Regions from separate parts of the Mus musculus genome. Here region 1 is linked to region 2. Evidence: chromatin contacts called from ENCODE Hi-C data. All regions are on one chromosome and are shown on one strand. Each heading gives the region's core, a stretch centred on a gene start or an enhancer-like site at or near the end of the contact. The rest is flanking DNA. Distances are from core to core; before and after follow the strand shown. Region 1 holds the start of Rab28 (RAB28, member RAS oncogene family). Region 2 holds the start of Wdr1 (WD repeat domain 1).

What was found. A loop is a pair of places that touch in the nucleus more often than their neighbours do.
Region 1: a loop to region 2 is called in a map of heart, with 10 times the contacts of the local background. The contact joins the promoter of Rab28 here to the promoter of Wdr1 in region 2. A Hi-C loop is called at or near these places in 2 of 37 maps with a recorded cell type or tissue (heart and left cerebral cortex).

Annotation. Positions count from the first base shown.
Region 1 is chr5:41,706,752-41,709,663 of GRCm38, forward strand. It overlaps Rab28 (RAB28, member RAS oncogene family), which reads right to left and starts at 1,428. Exons shown (of 7, transcript NM_027295.3): 1 at 1,154-1,428. The coding sequence starts at 1,228.
Region 2 is chr5:38,560,185-38,563,062 of GRCm38, forward strand. Wdr1 (WD repeat domain 1) reads right to left here and starts at 1,515. Exons shown (of 15, transcript NM_011715.3): 1 at 1,332-1,515; 2 at 896-1,017. The coding sequence starts at 1,347.

The DNA.
Region 1 (2,912 bases), core at 178-2,677, 3.1 Mb after region 2:
ACAATGTGTGGCTAAAAAGAAAATCTAAGTAATGAAACCTATAAAAATATTCTAGCTTTTGTTGAATTAAAGTTTAGAAATAATGCTGATGTACAACAATTTGCTTCTTCGAAACGTTTAAGTGCACTTCCTAAACAGAAGCAGCCAAGCTCTGTTCTTTGCTCAAAAAAAAAAAAAAATAGCATCACATTAGACTGTTTTCTTCGGGACAGTGCTCTACGGGCAAGTATCCTGGGAACCCAAGGAATGGAATAACAGAAGACTCCAATTTTTGCAATTAGAATGAAACCGTGTGTAGCGGCCCTTGGAGCCCAAATTTCAGAACCAAAGCACGAAAGCGTGTGCAAAGCTTCCTTCCGGGAATGATGCAAAAGCTGTCACCACAGAAACCAGGTCCAACTCCAGCGCAGTCCCAGAGGCGGGAGAAGACGGGACGCTGGCAGGGGCAGAGGAAGAGGAACTTAAGCTACCTTCCCCAGGAGTGCTGCGACAGGTGTGAGGGCGCCCGGAGAAGCCGGCATGGCTTTAGTGGGAAGGTTAACCCGCAGTCGCTCGGAGACGCTAGGGACCCTCTCCCTAGAGCAAGTACCAGGCACCGAGGCAATGTTTATCCCATGTCAGTTCACAACTTCGGGTCGAGAACTTGGACCTAGGAGGCAGGGGACTAACTGCCTGCGGGTCCTCTCCTGCACGCGCCCATTCATCCCAGCAACCAACGGTCGCAGAAGGCTAGGCTTTAAAGTCCCTGTGTCCCCCGACATCCTCCTGCCCAGCACGGGAGCTCAAGAAATACCTATTGAATGAACCCTTGCACGGACGGGTGCTAAGAATGGAACTAAAGTGAGAGAGGACACTCAAGAGGCAGCTAGCGTGTGGGGAGGGCCCTCGGCCAGAGTGCATCGTCGCCATTCGTGTGGGTCCGGGTGGTGGCCCCCACCCCAGGAGCTGGCCTGGTCCCGCGGGCCGGCTGGCGGGCGGGCGGCGGGCACGCGCACAGGGCGCAGGCGCGAGCAAGGCCGCGGCCTGAGGCGAGCCAGGCCAAGGCTGGGGAGGACGCAGTGCTGGACAGCGCTCCGCTCCCCGAGGGCCCGACACGCCCGACCCGGACCACGCTTTCTGCAACCCAGGGAGCCGGGTCCGCTGGAGGACTGACCTTCCCCGAGGTGCCGTCCCCCAGCACGACGATTTTCAGTTGCCGGTCCTGGCTCTCCTCCTCAGAGTCTGACATGGTGTCCGAGGATGCTGGCCTGCCCCCGAGGTGGAGGACGGGAAAGAGGAGGCCTCCGGGGGCGGGGGTGAGGAGGCCGGCGGGCTGCACGAGCGGGTCCCCCGCCCCGGCGTCTCCTCCGCCCTGAAGGAAGCCAGGGAGAATCACTCACCGGCCGCCATCTTGCCCTCCTCCCCTCCCCCAGCAGGGCTCCGCCCCCCGGAAAGCCCCGCCCCTAGCGTCACTCAAAAGACGTCCCGTCCCCGCTCCAACCATCACACTGCAATGGGGGAGTACGTAGACGCAGACCGGGCGTCCCGGTTTGCTCGTGGGGAACATTGGCTAGGAGACAAAAGCAAGTTTTTTTTTTTTTACAGTGAAGTGAAACCACATTAGAGAAGAGTAGCTCTCGGGTGCCCTGTCCTTCTTTCTTGTTTTCATGAGGTCTGAGAACATAACTCACATGATTGATTTAGTCCAAGGGGGCGGGGACATGGTGAGGTTTTGTTGCCATGGAAGCCTGGAGCCTGAAAGAGGCGCGGGGGCGGGGTCTGTTTCTGGGCAGCCGGGGACGCTTCGGGCTGCGCGTGCACAGGATCCTTCCTGTCGGTGAAGGTGAGCACCCACCAGGAGGTTGGTATGCTAGTGGAGCTGCTGGAAACTGCTAAGGCCACAGCTGAGGGGGAGACATTTAGAGTGACCTGGGGCTCTAGTGCTGGCTCCTTTTACCCTCTTTAACTCTTCGCGTTCTAAAGACCCAGACTCTAATTTCATTAGTAAGACAGAACTGAGTGAACCATCATAGTCTTTACCTCTGCAAGCCTCAGAGTGGCCCTGGAGCCCTGGGGTTCCCGTGTCGTTAAAACAACCTTCCATAGTAGGATCAGGGCCTCCTTTGCCTGTGTTACCTTCAGGATCTCACAAGTGTAGTTTGCTGGAGGAAAATTGTTGTGTATGAAGTTCCAGAGAATGATGCTGCTATATAAAATGAAACCAGTTGTGTGTAACAACAGTATTTTAAATATCTGTGACAAGCTAAGAGCATTTAAATGAGAGTTTAAATATTTAAAGCCATTGTTTGTAAAGTAAAAAGGGGAAAGATCTTGTGTATAAGACTTGAACATTTCCAAGAAACAATCTAAAGGAAAATAGAAGTAAAACACAAAATACAAAAATGTCATTGGATTCTCAGGTACAGCATTCATAACAGGACCAGGTAGTAGACCCCTGCAAAGAGTAAACAAAAAGTTGTGAGAAGAATCCCAGGCATTTTATGAAATCAGGGATCTTTGCAAATACAACACTGGTTTTAACATAGCTTTTCGGGATTATTACAAACTATTTTAATACCTGCACATTCAAGGAGTGTGTTCATTCATGAAACACCTAAACTATAGATGGGTAACATCTAGTCCTTAGAATAATCTCTCATAGTTTCTCACTGCAAATTCCAACTAACTACATCCTAATACCATTGCTCTACCATGTATGACTTCTCAGATCAAACCAAATCTCCCCACACTAAAGATGTTTAAGGTGACTCAACAATGCTTAATCTTTCAAGTATCAGTGATCGTTGCTTTCTTCACAACACTTCTGAGCATTGAGGACATAGAAGAGAACAAACCTATGGGACTTAGTCTGAAGGGTGTAGTAGTAGACTACATCACGTAAAGATATCAAGGTCTCCTTAGCGAATAGTAGC
Region 2 (2,878 bases), core at 265-2,764:
AATGATGTTCCTGGCGTGCAGGAGCTGAAGGTGACAGCCTTGGTGGAAGAGTCAATCAAACCCTCCACCCCTCTAGCAGCCCTTTGCCAAGCATAGCCCTAAGTCCAGCCTTCAGCTTCTACCCTACACCATTCCTCAGGCCTGAGCACGGGAGAGACAAGATTTGAGCCACATCCTGGAAATGGAGAGGAGGCCCAGCAGACTGACTCATTTCAACAACCAGAGGAAAAAAACATGAATTTGCAAGGGCCTCCCAAAAAGCTGCTGCTCTGGGGACAGCAGGTCATTTTCAGAGAACCATCCAGAGGAATTCACTAGTTCCTGTTTCCTCTCAGAGACTCAAGTCTGTAACAGTTGGCATTCAGAGGACAGGGTGTGTAGGCCTGGGCTCTAGCATACCAGGAAGCCCAGGGTATTAGGATGATTAAGCACAAGGGCCATTTACCAAGTGCTCCATTTATGCCAGGTACAGACAGCATTAGGACAGCTGACCAGCTCATTCAGCCAGCCAAGGCAGCCAGGGGAAGTGGAGGATCATTTCCCTATCTCCATTTCCCCAATGCGGAAACTGGGCTCAGGAAGGGCCAATCAACAGCCACCCCATGATCAAGCAGCAGCAGACTCAAAGCCCTTGGCTCTAAGGACTGAAGAGACCCAAGTCTTAGTTTGCCAGTCTACGGGGCTGTGGGGGTAGAGGTGGATGACACCACCACCAGTCCAGTCCAGTCCACTGAGCCTCCAAGGTGTGGCTCCTGGGCAGAAGGGGCGTGGCTCCCCTCTCCCCAGGCCAACTGACTGGGAGGTGAGGGGGCGGAAGGGCAAGAATTTCCCGACTCTGAAGGTAGCTCGCAGGGTAGGGACGGAAGCAGGCCCCGCCGGGCACAAGAGTACTCACATCGATGTTTCTTAGGATGACGCACTTGCCATTGGTGTAGAGGAAATGATCGCCCTTGGGGTCTCCACCGAGGATCTTAGAGACGCCCCGCTCCACCTGGGGGAGGCTGGCGAACACCTTCTCTGGGGAGATACAAACCCGGCACGGTGCATGAGGGGCAATCCCGGCCTCGCGGGACCCAGGGAGTTGCAGTCAGTCAGCGCTGGGGGTCCCGAGCCGGTCACCTGTTGCCGCCTGCGGGCACGACCGGCGGACTTCCCGGGCGGCGGCGGTCAGGCCCCGGGGTCCCTCCCGCAGCTCGGCCGGCCCAGTCCACAACGCCCACTCCGGGGTCCCCGGCCCGCACCCCCGCGGCCGTGCAAGACCCCGGCCGCGCCCTCCCGCCTGCACCCGACCCCAGAAGCCGGCGGCCGCGCGCGGAGGCCCACGCACTCACTGATCTCGTACGGCATCCTCGCCCACTTGTTACGGCGCTGCGCTCGAGTGGAACCTCGCAGTGGCCGAGCCCAGGGACAGCGCGGAAGGCGGCGCCGGGCGTGCCGGGCGCGGAGGGGGCGGTCCGAGACCCGGCTCCGAGACCCGTACGCGCCTGCCCCGCGCGCTACCGCTGCGGACAACCCAACCCGGAAGCGCGGCCCCGGCGCGGCTCGCCCCCAGCTTTGACCATATATAGTCAAGCGCTCGGCTCGGAGGCTGCAGCCCCACGAGCCTGCGCGGACACCGCCCCGCCCCGCTTGCGGGCCCGCCCCGGAAGTGACGTGACGCGACCCGTGAAAAGGCGGCGCGGAGGGTTGTAGGTGCGGGGCGGGAGGGTTTTTTTTCTTGGGCTGTCTGCCTTTGCACCGGGAGCCTTCTTGTGGAGCAGATCTTTCTCGAGCTTTCCAACGCCAGCTTGGCGCCCCGGCTTGCAAAAGACTTGAAGCCACTGGGCGTATGGGGTTTTGTTTGTTTGCCTTTCACTGGGTATGTTTAGGAACTTCCCCGTCTCACTCCCTCTCCCTCCTGCATGAAACTTCCTAGTAGCAAAGAAGCCAAGAATAAAGAACTGTAATTCTTAAGGATGGCAGGGGTTGTTTCCTAACACGCTCTGGGGAGGGCGTGAGGGTGGAATTCTTTTCATGGAGAGGGAAAGAAAGCAAAACCTGGAATTTTCTGAGTCTCGCAGGTTTTGATTAGGGCAAGATGAAGTCCTCTGGTTACTTGATTGAAAAGTTCTGAAGCCCTAGTTGGAAACCCGGAAAGTGGGCTTTCAAAGGAGAGCTCTTAGGAATTTGCAGCAAATGAAAAAGTCCATTTCTGCTTTGGAGCCAGGTTTGTTAATTACCCTGCGGACCAGTCCCACCCCACTCTCCTGGTTCACCTGGACACCCACCTGATTCTCCTCTAGCTTATCTTAATCTTAACTGCCATCTAGTTAGCAGTTAAATGAATTTATAGCCTATAGGAGTGCCCAGGTTTCGTAGAGAAGAGTTTAAGTGTACTCGGTAGGTCCTGTGTGGGAACCTCAGTATTTTTTGAAAAGTCTGTTTTCCTTAGTACCTAGTCTCTTGTGCTGATAGACTAGTATTTTTAAGGTTCTATGAATGTTACCCCCTGCCCTCTGTGACCTTTTGTTTGCCAGGATTGCTTGTCTAGGGATCCCACCTGTTATGTTTTATATAAAAAAAGAAAAGAAAAGAAAAAGAAGCCAGGGATATGTTTGGTGGAGGTGCAGTATGTTGTGGGGGAAAGGGGTGCCTCTGAGGGCCCATCCTGAACTGAGGCATCCCCTCCCCCTGAGGTACCAGCCACAGAACAGTATAATATGGAAATAGCTTATTTAGGACATGGGGAGGAGAGTTGAGGGGATAGTAGAGACAGAAAGACAGAGTAGAGGCCAGCCATGAACATTTGGAGTTGGTTTGGGGGGGGGGGGCGGGGATCCGGAAGAAAAGGGACAGAAGAGGAAGGGAGCAAGAGAAGAGAATGAGGAAGGGGCAAGTA